4 separate regions of the Mus musculus genome follow, and all the other regions are linked to region 2. The links are chromatin loops, found by intact Hi-C in ENCODE. Cell type or tissue: heart. All regions are shown on one strand. Region 1 overlaps Maco1 (macoilin 1). Region 2 overlaps Rhd (Rh blood group, D antigen). Region 3 overlaps Selenon (selenoprotein N). Region 4 has its middle 25 kb from the start of Ldlrap1.

Region 1 (5,000 bases), 54 kb after region 2:
GGCCTGCAGGAGTTGTTCCTGATCAACGCTGAGACTGGCAGCAGGCAGGTGGTTTGCTTTACACGGGTTTGTAGGCACCTGTGTAGGCATAGCAAAGACTTGATTTAACCTTTCCTGTATTCTAAATTAGAGGGGACAGATGTACATGCTGCCTGATTGGTGGTCCTAAAAGACGCTGTGTGTTCATCCTGCCTCTTTATGTTTGCCTATCGAAGGTTCTTTTTGACAAAAAGACAACAAGAAGAGTTTGTGCCTTGTTGATGCAAATTTCTCTATGATCAAACTGACAGATGGGGAGAAGAGTAAGAAATTTGTCCTTTTACCCTGAGCTTGTTTTATTGGTTAGTTTCTTTCTGTAATTAGAATTTAAATTACTGCCGGGCAGTGATGGTGCATGCCTTTAATCACAGCACTTGGGGGACAGAGGCAGGAGGATTTCTGAATTTGAGGCCATCCTGGTCTACAGAGTGGGTTCTAGGACTGTCAGGGCTACACCTGTCTCGAAAAGCCAAAAAAAATAAAAAAAAATAAATTATCCATAGATAAGGCCTGGTGATCCCTGGGACCCACATGGAGGAAGGAGAGAACAGATGCTGGCAAGTTGTCCTCTGACCTACATGCACACACACACACACACACACACACACACACAAAACACTTGCACACACAACAAATACATTTTTAAAACAAAAGAAAAAGGAAATCTCTTGATAAAAATTCCATGTGGGAACATAATACTAGATGTAGATTTAGTCAGAAACATGCCTCTTCTCAACCTTAATTAACTAAAAGTAACAATGGTATGTGACACTGACCGGCAAACAGGTGTGTTGTTAACTCTGTCTTCAATCTGGAAGCTGAGAGCTGAACTGGAGGCTGTTTTTTGTTTTTGCTGTATGTAACTTACTCAGTTCAGTAAGTTTCTTATATTCCACTTTCTTTGGCATTTTTAAAGGCCAAGGACAATTTATTCTTTGAAGAAGAGTTTTTATCATGGTAAAACATGTAAACCAGAGTATTGATTGGTTTTAATATTGTGAGTGATAGCAAGAGAAGAGAAATGGGATCTATAGTATCTCTCACTCCTGAAGCAGGTCTCTGTGCCCCTTTGGACGCACACCATTGCCTCTGCCGTGCAGGAGTCCATCCACAGCTTCCCTATTATCTGCCGATGAAGTCAGAAGAAAGTTCTTTCAGATGTTCAGAGTGGAGAGACCAGTTATTGTGCATCTTATTTCAGAAGGAATTCCCCAAAATTGGCTAAATAAAGCAGGTGACACCTTTGCTGCAAGTTATTTAACATCTTTACATGATTTTAGTACCAAAACAGGTTTCCTGTGTTTGTTTGGTGTTGCAAGTGAGGTGAAACTGCCTTCTCAGGCAGCCCAGCTAATTGTGATGCTAATTGCCTCCTGCTACCTGATCTACCTTTGGTATAGAAGATTGAGGACCCAAATGACCAGTGACCTAGGGCTGTGGTATTTGTGCCCCTTGCCTGCTCCTGGGGACTGCTGCCTCCTGTTGTCACCAGTGTGGACTGTATCTTCACCTGTAGGCACCCCCAGAGTAAGTTTCTGTTTTAGAGAAGTACTTGCTGTCAGAAAGTTAATAGAAAATATATTTAAGTAGTTTTAAAACTTCTATAGAATTATTTTCAACTTTTTTGTTTGTTTGTTTTTTTGGTTTTTCAAGACAGGGTTTCTCTGTGTAGCCCTGGCCGTCCTGGAGCTCACTTTGTAGACCAGGCTGGCCTCGAACTCAGAAATCCGCCTGCCTCTGCCTCCCGAGTGCTGGGATTAAAGGGGTGCGCCACCACGCCCAGCTATTTTCAACTTTTAATGTACTATGAGGATAAAAGGGATCTAGGTGTGGTGGTGCACACCTTTAATCCTAGAACCTGGATCTCTGTGAGTTCAAAATAGTCAGAGCTGGGCTGGTGAGATGGCTCAGTGGGTAAGAGCACCCGACTGCTCTTCCGAAGGTCCGGAGTTCAAATCCCAGCAACCACATGGTGGCTCACAACCATCCGTAATGAGATCTGGCGCCCTCTTCTGGAGTGTCTGAAGACAGCTACAGTGTACTTACATATAATAAATAAATCTTTAAAAAAAAAATAGTCAGAGCTACACAGTGAGAACCCTGTGAAAAGCAACCCAACTATCCAACAGTGAGAGAAATTTATATAAATAGTCCTGGACCCACCTGTCTCTGCAGGGATTAAAGGTGTGTGCACCTTTTATTTTTTATTTACTTTGGAGACAGGGTCTCTCTGTGTAGCTCTGGCTGTCCTGGAAGTCACTAGCGACCAGGCTGGGTTTGAATTCACAGAGATCTGCCTGTTTCTGCCTCCTGAGTGCTGGAATTAGAGTATGCCACTGCACCTGTCTTCTAGTACAGTTATTGTAAAAATCATACTTTTGGGAGTATTAAAGAACTTTAGAAACTATTCACAATATGAGGCTCCATAAAGAAGACAAAGCAATGTAATTAGAAACATCTTTCCCAATGTATACAAAAAAGAGATCTGACGCGAAAAGCTGAAATGTTGACAAAAGCTACAGCCTGTGGTATATTAGACAGACATTTTTTCTCTTTACTTACACACATTTCCAGAATTCTCCAGGTGAATAATAATGAAAGCATTTGAAAGGAGAAAAAAATTTTTGATTTTATTATTTATGTGTATGTATATATACATATGCATGTGTGTGTGTGTGTGTATGTATGCATGCATGCATGTATGTATGCATGCATGCATGCATGGTGTTTTGCCTGCACAAGTGTCTGTATTAGAGTGTTGGACCACCTGGAACTGGAGTTACAGTTGTGAGCTGCCATGTGGGTGCTGAGAAATGAGCCCAAGTCCTCTTAAAGAGCAACCAGTACTCTTAACTCTGAGCCATCTCTCCAGCCGAGAAAAGCATTTTTCTAAGAAAATTATCTACTATGGTTAGAGAAGGCCTTGCCATTTCTTTTTCTCTTGCTTGTCTGATTTTGATGTATGTATGCTTGTTGAATGCCATTAACTGCTGTGTTTAAGGTGTTAGTTTCTGAGTAGAGTGAGTGTGTCATCTTTAGATGAACAAGCTGAACTCAGTTGTCTCTGTCTTAGGGTTATCATTGCTGTGATCAAACACCGTAGCAAAGTCACTTGGGGAAGAAAGAGTTTATTTGCTTTAGCATCACTGTTCATCACCAAAGGAGTCAGGACAGGAACTCAAGCAGGGCAGGAACCTGGAGGCAGGAGCTGATGCAGAGCCCATGGAGGGGTGCTGCTCACTGGCTTGCTCCCCCGTAGCTTGCTCCACTTGCTTTCTTACAGAACCCAGGGTGCTACCATCTACAATGGGCTGGGCCCTCCCACATCAATCACTTAGTAAGTGCCCTAGAAACTTGTCTACAACAGTCTTATTTATTTATGTATGTGAGTACACTGTATCTGTATGGATAGTGTGAGCCTTCGTGTGGTTGTTGGGAATTTTTAGGACCTCTGCTCACTCCGGTCAACTCAGTCCCTGCTTGCTCTGGCCCAAAGATTATACATAAGTACACTGTAGTTTTTGTTGTTGCTGTTTGTTTATTTAAGGTTTTATTTTTAAATATTTTTACTTAAATTATTTGAGACTGGATTTCTCTATGTAGCCTTGGTACCCATAACTCTGTAGACCAGGCTGGCCTTGAATTCCTAGAAATTACCTGTCTCTGCCTCCCAAGTGCTGGGATTAAAGGGGCTCACACCACTGCCTGGCCTGATACTTAATTTTTTAAAATGTTACATATTGTTTATTTATTAGAGAAAAGGGCTCACTTTGTCATCCTAGTTGGCCAGGAACTGGAAGAGTATAGACCCAGCTAGTCTCAAAGTCCCACAAATCGACCTCCCTCTGCTTCTTGAGTTCTGAGATTAAATTTGTGTGCCATCATGCCAAGGTTATTTTTATTTAATTGTGTGTCTGTGTGTGTCTGTGCAGGCAGGCTCCCACGTGTGTTGTTTTCTGTATGTGAGTACAGTGCAGGGAGAAGTGTGAGGGGAGCATTGATTCCTTGGAACTAGACTTGTGAGCCACCCGAGGTGGGTGTCAGGAACCAAGATCTGCACAGGAAGAGTGTACTCTGCTCCACTGAGCCCTCTCCACCTTCACACAGCTGCTCTCCTTATGCATTTTGTTGGAGCATAGCTCGCTTGTTTACACAGTTCCTGTGGCTGCTTTTGTGGCAGAGTTGAGTAGCTGTGACAGACTGTAGCTACAAAGCCACAAATACTTACCTTTTGCCCCTATTCAGAAAATGTGTTGGCCTGCTGGGTACAGCTCTTGTTTGTTCTTTCCTTTTAATAGATTGTGAAATTCTATTAAAATAGAATGTCTTCATCTTTGTGTCTTTATTAAAAAAAGGTTCATAGTGAATGAATATGTGTTAGCTAAGAGAGTAACCTGGGAGCACGGAGCTGAGTGAATGAAAAAGACGCTAGGTATGAGACCAGGAAACCTTACGCTGGAGAAATGGCTAAGTAAAGGCGTCTAGGCAAGGGGGTCTGGGTACTTGGGCATGATACAGTATACACGTTGCCTATAGGCTTTTCCCAGAAAACTTGGGGAATTTGCCAAGGCCAGTCCAAAGTCCTCTTTTGGTTTGAGAAACCCATTATCTTACTAAAGGACTCTGTTCCAACTTGATTTTTGTGAATTCTTTTTTTATTTTTGTTTCTTTTTGTATGTATGTTTTTGTTTTTGTTTTAAACAGGATCTTTCTATATAGTTCAGGCTGTCATGGAACTTGTTATGGAGATCAGGGTAGCTGAGAACGTGGAGATCAATTGTCTCTGCTTTCTGAATGTTATGATTAAAGGCATGCACCATTCCTGGGGATTTTGTGAATTCTTGGCTCAGGATATTTTAAAACAGACTTAAAATGTTAGTAGCCAAAAATGTTTTTATTCTTAATGTGGCAAAAATTCTAGTTAAACCAGAAAGCAGCGAGGTCATGTATGTCAACCAAGT
Region 2 (5,000 bases):
CAAGCATCAGGTCACCAAGGGTTCTGCCTTAGTTCCTGCCTTGAGTTCCTACCCTAATTTGCTTTCATGATAGACCGCAGTCTCAAAACTGAAACAAGCCCCTCCCTCCCCAAAGTTGCTTTGCTCACGGTGTTTATCACAACAATGAAACCACCACTAAGACGCTCTCTCTTTTGATGTGTGGTGTGTGATGTTTGATGTGTGATGTGTGTGTGTGTTTTCAGGTTAATGCAAACAGGCCATCACATGTCCTGCTCAGTCCACCTTCTTTCCTTGAGACAGGGTCTCTCACTGAGCCTGGAGCCAGGATAGCAGCAGCACACCACAGCAGTCTGTCTGTCTCCCCGACCCCCAGTGCTGGGCTTATGGGCACATCCTCAACTGCACCTAGATTCTGCAAGAGTGCTGGGAATTTGAACTCAGACCCTCATGCTTGAGCAACCTCGCTCTTTCCCACAGAGCCATCTCACGTCAGTGGATTAATACACGCACTCCCCAGACCATTGAGGCAGTGGAGTCACCCTCCAGAGGCAAATGAAGAGGCTGAGGCACTAAGAAGTTAATCCTGGGGACTCTGCTGGGGGCAGAGCTGGGGTGCACCTCGGGCTCTGACATCAACTCCGGCGCTTTTACTCCTAACAGAGGCTGAGACTCCCTGCTGCTATGATGCTGTGTGATTTGGCATAGTTCCTTCCCCTCTCTGAGCATTGGCTTTCTCATCTATGAGGTAAGAAGACTGACCATCTCATCCCTCGGGGTCACGGCAGGGTCAGGGTTCAGACAGAAGGACTGGGAAAGCCATTGGACTGGCACCCTTATGGGCTGGCTTCAAACCTAGACTCACAACAGCCCCTCTCAGAAAGACGTTATGCTAACCTTGAGATGGCTTTAAAGATTGCTTTAAAAGGAGACACTAGCGGTGAGTGTGGCAGTGCACACTTTTAACCCCAGCACTCTTTTTTTTTTTTTTTTTTTTTAATTTTTGAGACAGGGTTTCTCTGTATAGCCTTGGCTGTCCTGGAACTCACGCTGTAGTTCAGATTGGCCTCAAACTCAGAAATCCGCCTGCCTCTGCCTCCTGAGTGCTAGGATTAAAGGCGTGTGCCACCACGCCCAGCTAACCCCAGCACTCTTTTTTTTTTTTTAATTTTTAAAGATTTATTTATTTATTTTATGTATATGAGTACACTACAGCTGTCTTCAGACACACCAGAAGAGGGTGTCAGATCTCATTACAGATGGTTGTGAGCCACCATGTGGTTGCTGGGATTTGAACTCAGGAGACCTTTAGAAGAGCAGTCGGTGCTCTTAACCACTGAGCCATCTCTCCAGCCCCCATAACCCCAGCACTCTTGAGGCAGGGATAAGTATATCTCTGTGAGTTTGAGGCCAGCCTGGTCTACATAGCAAGTTCCAGGCTGGCCAGGGCTACAGAGTGAGATCCTGTCTCAATAAAACAACAACAACGACTCCGTCAGCATAAAATGAGACACTCAACTTGTAACTCGCTGGACCACTGCCATCGAGGTGTGAGTGGTGTGCCAGCTGCGTGTGGTGGCTATGCTTGGTTGTCGACTATATCTAGAATGAACTGAAACCCAAGAGATCTTAGACATGGAAGGAAAAAGCGCTTGCTCTTTGCCTGCTGGCCCTCACTCTCACTGGCAAGTTTAGTCCTTCACGGGTGCTAGGACCGGTTCCTTTAGGATTCCAGTGTCTACTGACGGCCAGCTGAGACACCCTGCCTCGCGGACTGAACAACTACGGGATTCTTGGGATTTCCATTGGGAGTTAGTGATTGTTGGGCTAGCTGGGCTAGCCTGTTAGTCACTCTGAAATATTATACATATTCTATCAGTTCTTTCTTTAGAGAACCCTGACTACTGCATTCTGGGAATTCATCTTAACGCATCCCTTAATAACCTTAGGAAGAGGCTGGAGAAATGGCTCAGTGGTTAAGAGCACTGGGTGCTCTCCCAAAGTCAGGACCACATGGTGGTTCACAACCATCTATCACAGGATCGGACGCCCTCTTCTGGCGGGCAGGTGTAATGCAGATAGAGCACTCTGATACATAAAACAAACAAACAAACAAACAAACAAACACCTTGTGAAGCTCCAGGCCCTCGCTTGCTGTGTTTAACCCTCAGTGGAGCCTAACCACTTGCAGTTCCAGTTGGGGTAGCGTCCTACCTCCCCACCTTCTCCAAGATCCCCCTCACAAGGTCCCCCCTCACAGCCCAGGGAACTCACTTTGAAGACCTTCTCGTCGGCAAATCTGATGGCACCAAAGGCCATTGCCTCCATCAGCACCATCACGGTCAGCTGCACCAGGTTGACCTTCCCCAGGACAGCGCCCGCTGAGATCAGCACAGGTAAGGTGCTCATGGTAGCTATCTGGATGCTGAAAAGCGGGATTAGGAGGCAAGTAGGAAGGGGAGGGAGAGAGAGGGAGAGAGAGGATGAGAGGACGAAGAAGAGTTCTCTCTCTTCAGGCCCCGCCCACAGGAACGCTACAGAGGCAGAGTGGGGCTGTCCTGTGCTCCATCAGGGCGGCACCTGTGGTCTGAGTTTTCTTTGCACAAAGACACGATACAGTGATGCTGGGAGTCTCAGAGCCTCTCCTACAAGTCACTGCGACTCAAAGTGGCTTTTTCTTCCTCAGGGACACAGCTGCCTGAATTTCACTGCCACCTCACACTTCCTTTCTGCCGTGGCCACTCAGATGCTCAGTAGAGGGCGCCCGTGTACCTGCTGGCCCACCACCCAAGCGGCTCATTAATCTTACGGAGCATCCGCCAGTAAAATAAGAATGACCTATTGGTTTCCCCGGAGCTGGGCCAGGGGTTAGAAGGAAGACATTGTATATGCATATATAATACAAAAATGATTAGCAATGGCAAGCACTTGAAGAGGAAACTCGTAAATTGGGGCAGGCATTATGAAGACTGTCAAATCCTTCCTCTCCTGGACAAGTGTGCAGGTTTGGTGTTGGGATTCGGGTAGAGAAAAACATTGTTGTTGTTATTTTGTTTTGTTTTGTTTTCAAAGTGATTTTGGTTGGCTTGGGAGACACGGGGCTTCCTGAGACAGCTGTGCCAACTGGGCTTATCAGGGAGGGCCTCCAGGGGGAGGTGGCACTGAGCTTTTCTCTGAAGCCTAGGAATTTAATGAAGCTGGCATCCGGATGCTGTTTAGAGGCTGCGGAGATGTCCAAGGTTAAAGGTCAGCCCTCCATCAGCAGGGATTGCTAGGTCGGCACTACGTTCTCTGTAGTGTACAAGAGGCTAGGGAGTCGGAAGGATGGCTAGTACCTACTGATAACAAACATGAGATTCAGGTCCCAGATCTGAAGCCAGATCTAAAGCCAGAGTCCACTCATCTGCACACAGCCTTCCTAGCAATCACTGTTGTTCATGAGGCTCAAAGGTGTGAGGGGAAGGTAAGAGAAGGACATGGGGAAGAGGTCCTGTGTGGACCAGGAGTGACTCAGTATGTGGGGAATCTCGGTGGTCACTGCGACCAGACAGGCTATTCTTGATGAGTGAGTGCTTACTGCTCTGACAAGCTCAGTACAGAAATCACTGGGCAGTGGGCAGTGTGGGAAGACCCTGACATGGGGTGGTTAAAAAGCCTGATTCAGCCGGGCAGTGGTGGCATGTGTTTTAATCCCAGCACTCCAGAGGCAGAGGTAGGAGGATGTCTGTGAGTTCGAAGCCAGCCTGCTCTACAGAGTGAGTTCCAGAACAGCCAGGGCTACACAACAAATGAAACTCTGTCTTGAAAAAATAAGGGGGGGGGGGGGATTTTAAAAGGCTGACTGAGCAATATCGGGACCTTGGATGACTTCCTGTCTAGGATAGAGACAACACCTGGGGAGTTCCGGTAAGAGCAGAATTCTTGAACACACATCAGACACAACAAGGAAGTTGATCACCGCCTGGACTTTCTAGGGAGTCTTCTGACCCCCCACTACCACATAAAAGTAACAGCATACTTGTAATCTCCACACTCAGAAGGCTGAGGCAGGAGGATCTCTTGTGAGAGGAGACCCTCAACTGAGGAACTGTCTCCATCAGATAGGCCTGTGTGTATGTCCATGGGGCATTTTCTTCCAGGCCCCGCCCACCAGGCCTTCCCTCTCGCTGCCCAGTTGATCCACACTGCTTCTGCTAAGTCATTTGCTGATATTTAGAAGCAGCATCCACCATGCACGAAGGACCAGTAAGCCCCCAGGTCTGAGCAAGTACCACGTGGTCGGCATCCTGTGCCAACTGCTGAGGAACCCAGCCTCCAGGATCAAGTAACAGCTGTGTTCTCTGCTCTCAGGGGTGAGATGTCCGTTATCATTATTTTAATGTAATCTAATTATATATATAATTTTTTTTAAAAAATTTTCCGGGGGCTGGTGAGATGGCTCAGTGGGTAAGAGCACCCGACTGCTCTTCCGAAGGTCCAGAGTTCAAATCCCAGCAACCACATGGTGGCTCACAACCATCTGTAACGAGATCTGGCACCCTCCTCTGGTGTGTCTGAAGACAGCTACAGTGTACTTACAGGTAATAAATAAATCTTTAAAAAAAAAAAAAAAATTTTCCAAGACTGGGTTTCTCTGTGTGGCCCCAGCTGTCCTGGAACTCGATCTGTAGACCAGGTTGGCCTCAAACTCACAGAGATCCACCTACCTAGGGCTCCTGAGTGCTGGGATTAAAGGCATGCATAACCAATAACCAGCCACTGTTTTTTGTCTTTAAAGATAGCGCCTCTCTAGGGCTGGTGAGATGGCTCAGCAATTAAGACCACTGACTGCTCTTCTGAAGGTCCTGAGTTCAAATCTCAGCAACCACATGGTGGCTCACAACCATCTGCAACGAGATCTGATGCCCTCTTCTGTTTTGAAAACAGCTACAGTGTACTTTTTTTGCAAGAATTTTTTAAAGATTTATTTATTTTATGTATATGAGTACACTGTAACTGTACTGATAGTTGTGAGGCATCAT
Region 3 (5,000 bases), 340 kb after region 2:
TTGCTGCCCGCCACTTCCGGCCCTTCCTGCCCCCTCCAGGTCAGGAGCTGGGCCAGCCCTGGTGGATTATCCCCGGGGAGCTGAGCGTCTTCACGGGCTATTTGTCCAACAACCGCTTCTACCCACCACCGCCCAAGGGCAAGGAGGTAAGGACAGCACTGGGAGATGCAACTTCTGCCTGGAGCCACCTTGGGAGTGGCCATTTCTATCGGAACCTGGACCCAAGAACCAGGCATCCCTCCCCCTCAGTCTCCCTCTTGGGGCCTTCGGGTCCAGAGCTGACAAACCAGCTAGGATCTTACTGCCGCCCTAGGTCATCATCCATCGCCTGTTAAGCATGTTCCATCCACGCCCCTTCGTGAAGACCCGCTTTGCCCCTCAGGGCACCGTGGCCTGTCTGACTGCCATCAGCGATTCCTACTACACCGTGATGTTCCGGTGAGTGTCACTGTGCTTGAAGTGTAGGAGAAAGCCAAGCCAGAGACCCCCAACTTTACCACCTCCCTCCCTGTTGGGCTTCGGTTCTCTGAGCATCTGTTTCCTCCTCGGTGGGTCAGGGGAGTAGTAACTTCCTACAGATTTGGTGAGAGGTGTCTGGAACTTGCTTAGCCCTGAGCTGGAATTAGCTGGTGACCAGGATGGTGTCATTCACACACAGGGCCAGGGTATGAAATACACACACACACACACACACACACACACACACACACTCTGGAGAAGGATGGCAGAGAGGGTTGGGGCAAGGCTTCTAAGGAAGATGGCACAGAGCCTTTTAGAGGAGTGACATTGGTGGTATCTCCTGCTTTCTCCTTGACTCTGACCACACAGGAGTCTGGCCACGGCTCCCCGGGCTCTGGGAGAGACTGGGGAGGGATCCAGGCTTAGCAAACTCCATTCCCTACAGGATCCACGCGGAGTTTCAGCTCAGCGAGCCTCCTGACTTCCCCTTCTGGTTCTCGCCCGGCCAGTTCACCGGCCATATCATCTTATCCAAAGATGCTACACACATCCGTGACTTCAGGCTGTTTGTGCCCAATCACAGGTAGGAGCTAGCCCTGGCACAGCCTCAGCACCCTTCTCCTGTGTTCTGCTGCTGCTGCTGCTGCTGCTGCTGCTACTACTATTATCCCTGAGCTCAGAAATCAGGGGGCACATAAACTCTTCAGTCTCTGCCCTTCCCTCAATCCCCAGTGCCACCACTTGGTGACCAAGAAGAGGCAGCAGGAGACCGCTGAGCAGTCCTACCATCTTCTCAGATAATCTCCAGGCACTTGGCACTCCCTCCACCTCCACCTCAACACAGAGCCAAGGCCCTAGGGCCAAGCAAGCCAGCTGGGGTCTTTGCTATTGTCCCACTGCTGCTGTAGGTCCTCCCTAGACTCAGTTTCTCTTGTCCTCCTAGACATGGAACCTCACCTACTTGTGCCACCATGGAAGGTCAGCAGCTGGGCAGGGCCCATGGTAATCCAGGGAGGCTTCCCAGAGGAGGTGGCATCTAGTCAAAATCCTTGGGGAGGGAAGGAAATAATACATATATGGGCTTGAGAGAAGGCAGACATCATAGGGTCTTGGTGGGACTTCTGGGACAACTGTTACTCTAGTTATTTGTCTGTTCTGGGTCAGCCCCATCAGCAGATCTGGGGACAAGGGGTGGAGTGTTGGCGGGGGGTGGGGGGTGGGGGTAGGGAGGCAAGAGTCTTCCCTGATAGCAAGTAGACTTTAAGCAGGCCCATGGTGTCTTGTGCAAGAGCTGGAAGTCCTGAGGCCCCAATGCAAAATTTGTTCTTGGTAGCAGGGGGCTGTGTGGCTGTGAGCAAGGCCCTGGCCCTCTCTGGGCCTCAGTTTCCCCACTGTTCTGGTAGAAGACTGACTGTTTTACCCATGGATCAGGGGTAACAATAGTTGGGAGAGCCTGAACTTACTAGAGTGCTTTCTCTCCCTCTCTAGAGGGGCAGGGCAGAGACATGGTGTTCTACCTACCCCCTTCATGAGTTGAACCCAGTTCTGGGCAGAAGCTGGCACCAGTGTACCTGATTCAAGAACCAAATAACACAGAGGGTAGACGATTAGCCAGGATCTACTGCTTCTAGGACTGTCTAAGATTCAGGTCCCAGGGACACCTCTGAGGGTGTTCAGTCACTTTGCAGAGACTATTGCTTGGTGGTCCTGGGGCTCCCCCGTGTGGCAGACTTTCAGACTGCACTGAGCAAGCCAGACTTCTGAGCTCTGTGGGTGAGTCAGCCGGGAGGTCCTGGGCCTCAGCTCCAACCTGGGTCTTACTGCTGCCTCATCCTGTGTCCTGCAGCGGGGCACTGCCCCTGTCTCTGCCACAAAGGGTCAGGAGAAGTCTATGGGTCGTGCTATGAGAGCCCTGTGCACTATCCAGGCCTGGCCCAGGCTCTGCTGTCAAACTCCCTGTGTCTTCAGCTGCTTGCATTAAACAAGATGTCACCTGGGCTTTGATGGTGACGTTGTTTTACCCTGGCCATCCTCAGGTCCCTGAATGTGGACATGGAGTGGCTGTATGGGGCCAGTGAGACCAGCAACATGGAGGTGGACATTGGCTACGTCCCCCAGGTGAACACTCAGGTGCCCCCACCCAGATATGTCCAGCTGCAAGGCCTTGCCCTGAGCCCCGTCTCCCCACTTCTGCAGAGTAGAGCGTCCCTGGAGGTTTCTCAGGGCCCTTCTCTGAGACACCCCTCACCACTGACTTCCGGCCCAGATGGAGCTGGAGGCTGTGGGCCCCTCGGTGCCCTCTGTGATCCTAGATGAGGACGGCAACATGATTGACAGCCGCCTGCCCTCAGGAGAACCCCTCCAGTTTGTGTTTGAGGAGATCAAGTGGCATCAGGAGCTGAGCTGGGAAGAGGCTGCCCGGCGCCTGGAGGTGGCCATGTATCCCTTCAAGAAGGTGAGGCTGAACGTGAAGGCCAGAGCAAGACTCCTTGATGGAGGCCAAGGCTGAGAACTCTGGTCTAGTCATGCTACTGTGCTGGACCGTTGGGGCACAGCAGTCCCTTCTGCTCCTCTGAGCTTGGAGAAGGCTCACATGGCTCAGCTATGCCCCTTCACACACACACACACACACACACACACACACACACACACACATAAATACTTCACTGGCACAACCACAAACAGGGCCTCGGCCGCTCAGTAGCTTGTCTTGGTTTGACCACAGGTCAACTACCTGCCGTTCACGGAGGCCTTTGACAGAGCCAGAGCTGAGAAGAAACTTGTTCATTCCATCTTGCTGTGGGGGGCCCTGGACGACCAGTCCTGCTGAGGTGAGGGAAGCCCTGGTCAGCTCTAAGGGGAAGCGGGGGGTTTCATACCTATGGCTAGGTTACAAGAGGCTCTGGGACAAACAAGACTTGGAGCCATGAGGACTTGGGCCACTGAGGTCCCAGGGTCACTTGCAGTACTTGGGTGAGCCTAGAAGACAATGCCAAAGTGTAGGAAAAAGGCCAGGCAGATGTGTTCATGCTTGGCCATTTTAATTTAGTGACCTTGACCAAGCAACATCCTTGCCCTGAGTCTCAGTTTTCTCAACCATGAAGTGGGCAGAGCATACCAGTCGTGGTATCGGGTGTCATCATATCGTGTATTCTGTCAAGTAAAATCTACATGTGAGAGAGGAGACAGTACCAGAAGCTGGGCTTGGGTTTCTTATCCAGAATGACCGCCAAGGACCTTCTGGAAAGTTCTCTGAGTATCTAACAGTTAGCTCAAAGATGAGATAAGCAATGCCCCTGCCTTAATCTTGTCACCCAGCCAACATTATGGGTCCCTGCCGTAGCTACGCATTATCCCAGTGTGGTGTAGACACATGCAGGGCAGGTAACCCCAGGGCAGCGAGCTGTGTGCAAGGCAAAGTGGGGTAACAGAAGAGAAGCTGGGAGGCCTCTTGGAGAAAGTGACATTTAACCTAGGATGGTGAGAGGTGGCGTAGTGGTGTGTCACATGACAGGAGGAAGAGGGTTTGAGTGGAACGTGCCTGTGTAAAGGCCCTAGAGACAGAGAACGAAGTGGAATCAAGAATCTGCCACTGGGACTGGAGAGATGGCTCAGTGGTTAAGAGCACTGGCTGCTCTTCCAGAGAACGTGGGTTCAATTCCCACCGCCCACGTGGAAGCTCACCACTGTCTATGATTCCCAGTTCCAGAGGATCTGATGTCCTTATACAGCCACACATGCAGGCAAAACGCCGAGCACATTAAAAAAAAAAAAAAAAAAAAAAAAAAAAAAAAAAAAAAAAAAAACCTTTTTATTTAAAAGAAAATAGAAAGAAAAGAGAGAGAGAGAATCGGTCACTGTGACCAGGCCCTGGGCCACCCCCAGCTGCAGCTCGGCGTGCCAGTTTGTCCATGCTGATCCTACAACTTCCTCCTTCAGCATCTACTCCTTGAGAGTCTGTTCTTGGCTTTTCATTTGAGACAGGCTCTCAGTCTGTAGCTCAGGCTAGCCTATAACTCACTCACCATGTAGCCCAGGCTGGCCCTGAATTTGTGGTCAGCCTCCTGAGTGCTAGGATACAGGTGTGTGCCACCACTCCTAGCTTCTGTCTACTCTTTTAACCTGTTACTTCACCTGGGTGTGGAGACATTCCAAAACCCCACGGAATTTACCTAAGCTGAGGTCATTGCTGTAAAATCAGGGCTACTCACCCTTGGCCTTACCCTGAACAGGTTCCGGGCGGACTCTCCGGGAGACTGTCCTGGAAAGCCCGCCCATCCTCACTCTCCTCAATGAGAGCTTCATCAGTACCTGGTCCCTGGTAAAGGAGCTAGAAGACCTGCAGGTGAGCAAGGGATCAGGGGGAGCGGCCTGTGGGAGTCCCCACGACAGCACTGGGCCCAGATACCAGGAAGTATCATTGTCTCCACAGACCCAGCAGGAGAACCCACTCCACAGGCAGCTGGCAGGCCTGCACTTGGAGAAGTACAGCTTTCCTGTAGAGATGATGATCTGTCTGCCCAACGGCACTGTGGTAGGTC
Region 4 (5,000 bases), 87 kb after region 2:
AGAACACACACACACACAGAGCACAGCACACACACACATACACAGCACAGCACACACACACACATAGCACACACATACACACACAGCACACACACACACAGCACACACACACAGAGAACAGCACACACACACACACACCTACACAGCACAGCACAGCACACACACACACCTACACAGCACAGTACAGCACACACACACACATACACAGCACAGCACACACACACACACACACACAGCACACACACACACACACACACACATAATGAGGTAAATATTTTTCACTTTTTAAAAAAAAAATTATGTATGAGTGCTCTATCTGCATGTACACCTGCATGCCAGAAGAGGGCATCAGATCCCATTATAGATGGTTGTGAGCCACCATGTGGTTGCTGATAATTGAACTCAGGAGCCCTGGAAGAGCAGACAGTGCTCTCAAATGCTGAGCCATCTCTCCAACCCATATTTTTCACTCTTAAAAAAACTTTTATTGGGGTTGGTGAGATGGCTCAGTGGTTAAGAGCATTGGCTGCTCTTCCAGAGGTCCTGAGTTCAATTCCCAGCAACCACATGGTGGCTCACAACCATCTGTAATGGGATTTGATGCCCTCTTCTGGTGTGTCTGAAGACAGCTACAGTGTACTCATATACACAGGATAAATAAATCCTTTAAAAAAAAAAAACTCACTTTTACCAGGCATGGTGGCACATGCCTTTAATCCCAACACTTGGGAGGCAGAGGCAGGCAGATTTCTGAGTTTGAGGCCAGCCTGGTCTACAAAGTGAGTTCCAGGACAGCCAGAGCTACACAGAGAAACCCTGTCTTGAAAAACCAAAACCATAAAATTAAAATAAATAAATAAATAAACCCACTTTCATTATTTTTATTTTATGTGTATGGTATTTTGTCTGCATGTGTGTCTGTGGACCACGTGTGTGTCTGGTGCTCATGAAGGCCAGAAGAGGGCACCAGGTCCTCTGGAGCTGAGTTACAGACAGTTGTGTGTCCCTCTGTGAGCGATAGGAATTGAACCTGGGTACTCCAAAAGAGCAGCCAGTGCTCTTAACCACTGAGCCATCTCTCCAGCCCAGCCCCTCCCCAATAAAATAAATCTTTTTTTTTTTTGAAGATTTATTTATTTATTATATGTAAGTACACTGTAGTGTCTTCAGACACTCCAGAAGAGGGAGTCAGATCATGTTACAGATGGTTGTGAGCCACCATGTGGTTGCTGGGATTTGAACTTCGGACCTTCGGAAGAGCAGTCGGGTGCTCTTACCCACTGAGCCATTTCACCAGCCCCAAAATAAATCTTTTAAAAAAACAATGGGTCGTCAGGGAAGAATGGAGCATGTGTATCATGGGTGACTTACTTTAAAATATCCTGATTCGCAGCTATTGCAGAAGACCTGAGTTTGATTCCCAGCATCTTGGGAGGCAACTACAGGGTGGCAGCTTGCAGCTGTTTCTAACTCCAGTCCAGCAGATCTGGGACCCTCTTTTGGTCTCCATGGGTACCAGACATGCACTTGGTATATAGACATATATACATGCAGGCAAAACACTCATACATTTAAAACTTTAAAATCTTTAAAAATTAAACAATAAGATTTATATAGCTATAATTTTAAAAAACAACAACACATTTCAGTGTAGAGCTGGAAAGGTGGCTCAGTGGTTAGGAACAGTGGCTGTTCTTACAGAGGACCTGAATTCAGGTCTCAACATCGACTCTGGGCAGCTCCCAACCACTTGTCTCTCCAGCTCAAAGGGATTGTACGCCTTCTTCTGGCCAATGCAGATACTACATGTTACTCCCCACCCCTATCACACACCAGAGAGACATCAAATAATCTTTTAAAATCGTGTATGTGACTCTGGGTATGCCTATGTCACAGTGTACCCGGGGAGGTCAGAGGAGAATCTTCTGTGTATACCAGGCTAGATGGCCCATTAACATCTGGAGTCTTCTGCTTCCCAATTCTCTGTAGAAACTCCGGGATTCTAGAAGCACACCACCCTATTTGGCTCTGGGGGACAAACTTCATGTACAGCGGTCATGTCACCCATTGGGCCATCTCCCCAGCCAGAAAGTCTTTAAAGACTTTGTCTTGAAAACTAAGTGAATTTTTTCTTTTTAATCAAGTTCAATCTGAGTGGCCATGTTATACCGCCACCTGGTGGCAGCATACTAAAGTCACAGGTTTGATTTGAATCGGGATGCATGAATATCACAAAGCCCCGTTTTTTTGGATGCAACTAGAGGTATCAGAGCCAGACCTTCACCCGTTGCTGAAGTCCACTTCCCTAGTTGAGCTCCCAAGTTCACAGCTGCTTTCTTTGTTGTTTGTTTGTTTGTTTGTTTGTTTTGAGTCAGGGTTTCTCTGTGTAGCCCTGGCTATCCTGGAACTCACTCTGTAGACCAGGCTGGCCTCGAACTCAGAAATTCACCTGCCTCTGCCTCCCGAGTGCTGGGATTAAAGTCGTGCACCACCACACCCGGCTGCTTTCTTTGTTTCTGAGCCACAGTCTCTATTTTCTAGACAGGAACCCATCCTGGTTCTTCCTCCTGGTCTTGTCCTCCAGCGGAGAGTCCCAGCCCACTCCAGCTGTGCACCAGAGCAAGGCCTGGTCTAGAGAGAGCTCTCTTGTTCATTCTATTACGTGTCTGTCTTAGCATTCTATTGGGACACCGTGACCAAGACAACTCTTATAAGAGAGCACCTAGCCGGGCAGTGGTAGTGCACACCTTTAATCCCAGCACTTGGCAGGCAGATTTCTGAGTTTGAGGCCAGCCTGGTCTACAAAGTGAGTTCCAGGACAGCCAGGGCTACACAGAGAAACCCTGTCTTGGAAAAAAAAAACCCACACAAGAGAGACCCCTTAATTTGGGGCTTGCTTATGGTTTATAGGACTAGTCCCTGATCACCATGGTGGTGGGTATGGTGGCATGAAGGCAGGCATGGTGCTGTGAACTAGCTAAGCGCTTTACATCCCAATCCACAAGCAGCAGGTTGCGGGGCAGGGCACTGGTCCTGACTTGGACTTTTGAACCTGTAAACACCTGGTGACACCCCAATTCCCACAAAGCCACACCTCCTAATCCTTCCCCAAGCCCATGGGGACTTTCTCAATCAAACCACATCTCTCTTTCTATAAGACTAGGTGGGGTGGTGCATGAAACCCTGGCAGGGAGTACCAGAGGCAAACACCATGAGGGACTTTACTCTAAAAGGCCCTCTGTCTGAAAAGCAGAGGCTGTGCTCTACCTGGAGTCCCCTCACATCTGCCTTTGGATCCCCTCCCTGCTCCCAACCCAAAGGACTAAGGACTAAGTGAAAGCTACCCACTAGCCTGGCATTTACAGAGCAGCGCCCCCCCCCCCCATGGGAATAACTCACCAGGGAAGGGAAGAGAAGCCCTGTAGCTGGGTGTCCCCAACCTTGGCAGCCACCAAAGATGCCCTGAAACCTGGAACACCAGCCTTTCAGTTACTGCTGGGGCCAGGATCCTGGGTGGCCCTGGGATAAGTCACACACTCATTTGAGCCTTGACTTGTTCACCTCTAAAAGGGGACAGAGAGTGCCTCTCCCGACAGTGGCTGCAGGGTGCAGGGCTGAGCAGGCCAATCGTCTCCCTCCCCTGCATCCTTGGAGACATTTGAAGGAGCTGCTTCGTCCGTGATGAGAGTCCATGGGGCACCCCACGGTGGCTGTGGGCCACCAGCAGTGAATACTCTGCTATCACTATCTTCCCCAGTGAAGCAAATTTCAAGTGAGGTCACCATGGTAACCCAGACGTTGCAATGTGACCAAAATTTTCAATTGCATTGTCCAGTCTATCACCTTCTGGAGGAAGAGAAGGAAGGAGGCCTCAGTGCCTCTCCGTGATAGCTGCCACTGGGGCGTGGAATCTTCCGGAAAGAAGGGATCAGGTGGGTACAGGGTGGGACCAGAGTGGAGCTGGAAGGCCTTGGGGACTCTGAAACAAGGCCTGGGCAGAAATTCACTGGCTTCTAGTACCAGCCTAGGCACCGTCTTGCTCTGCAGCTCCTGACTGCTTTCTTGCCCTCTCTGGGCCTCTAGGAGAGCCTCACCCAAGAGTATTTCTTCAAGGACCAGAGAGGTGACAAAACTAGTCAGCCAGGCCAAGGAACTTGGCAGCATGGGGTTCCCATCTGGGTCTGTCCCCTCGCTCATCCTCTCTCCTGAAGTAGGAAATGGGCCTTTGCGGCCAGCATAGTAAAGGATACCATTGAGCTGGGCCTGGCGTTGCAAACCCCTCTGTTTGGAAGGCTGAAGCAGGAGAATTTCTAGTTGGAGGCTTTTCTGGGCTATAGAATCTGGACACCTCAGACCATGGCTCAAAACAAAAAGTCTAAAGTGGCCAGGCAGCCCCACCTGGTGGACTGTCTTTGGCCTCTTGGTCTGCAGCTCTTCTCTTGCCCCTCCTCCTCCCTCTGCTCATGGTCTGGTTCAGTGTGCCAGCCAGCCATGTTCAGCCTGGATGACTCCACTACCTGCCTTCTCCCTCTATGTACACTGAAAATCATCCCCAGGTAGACCAGAAGTTCAAAGTCATCCTTGACTAGATAATGAGTTCAAGGCTAGCCTGGGCTACATGTGAACAATCTCAAAAAATATATAAGTAATTGAAATGTAAAAGTAGATAATGAGTTCAAGGCTAGCCTGGGCTACGTGTGAACAATCTCAAAAAATATATAAGTAATTGAAATTTAAAGGTAAAGAGTGAAAAGGAAGGCCGGTGTAACTCAGTGGACGAGCACACGGGGCTATATCAGCCCCAGAACCATGGCAACAACCACAGCGAATGGGCACCAGCAGCACACTTGTGACACCCATTTAATGTCCTAACCTCTGCACTGTCCCTGACCCCGTGCCCCGGGGCAGAGGAACCTGGATGTGGTGGGTCTGGGTGCCCATGGTGCAGGTAGTTATGAGGAACTAGGAACAGAGATGGAAGCAGGCTGCTGCCCCAGCCT

What was found. Hi-C counts contacts between places; a loop is a spot of excess contacts. Peaks named below come from ENCODE experiments on the same cell type or tissue, not always from the same donor. Only the 100,000 strongest peaks of a DNase experiment are listed, where the experiment ranks them.
Region 1: a loop joins it to region 2, with 2.3 times the contacts of the local background. A loop is called at or near these places in 4 of 42 quality-filtered maps.
Region 3: a loop joins it to region 2, with 2.8 times the contacts of the local background. A loop is called at or near these places in 17 of 42 quality-filtered maps.
Region 4: a loop joins it to region 2, with 8 times the contacts of the local background. A loop is called at or near these places in 20 of 42 quality-filtered maps.

The regions. Positions count from the first base shown.
Region 1 is chr4:134,822,951-134,827,950 of GRCm38, reverse strand. The region is part of intron 6 of Maco1 (macoilin 1); the gene reads left to right. Among named protein-coding and RNA genes, the nearest start is that of Maco1, 28 kb to the left of the region's middle. In heart, a CTCF peak has its summit at 2,097 (motif pointing left); no DNase peak of the experiment used is centred here.
Region 2 is chr4:134,877,294-134,882,293 of GRCm38, reverse strand. It overlaps Rhd (Rh blood group, D antigen), which reads right to left. Exons shown (of 10, transcript NM_011270.3): 3 at 2,254-2,404. Among named protein-coding and RNA genes, the nearest start is that of Rhd, 15 kb to the right of the region's middle. In heart, CTCF peaks have their summits at 2,039 (motif pointing left) and 2,732 (motif pointing right); a DNase peak (open chromatin) is centred at 2,733; H3K4me3 peaks cover 830 bases; H3K27ac peaks cover 675 bases.
Region 3 is chr4:134,540,627-134,545,626 of GRCm38, reverse strand. It overlaps Selenon (selenoprotein N), which reads left to right. Exons shown (of 12, transcript NM_029100.2): 4 at 1-146; 5 at 314-438; 6 at 905-1,042; 7 at 2,496-2,577; 8 at 2,726-2,914; 9 at 3,185-3,290; 10 at 4,692-4,804; 11 at 4,892-4,993. Among named protein-coding and RNA genes, the nearest start is that of Mtfr1l, 7.7 kb to the right of the region's middle. In heart, no CTCF peak of the experiment used is centred here; a DNase peak (open chromatin) is centred at 2,186; H3K27ac peaks cover 422 bases.
Region 4 is chr4:134,790,540-134,795,539 of GRCm38, reverse strand. No RefSeq gene overlaps it. Among named protein-coding and RNA genes, the nearest start is that of Ldlrap1, 25 kb to the right of the region's middle. In heart, CTCF peaks have their summits at 346 (motif pointing right), 1,974 and 2,179 (motif pointing left); no DNase peak of the experiment used is centred here.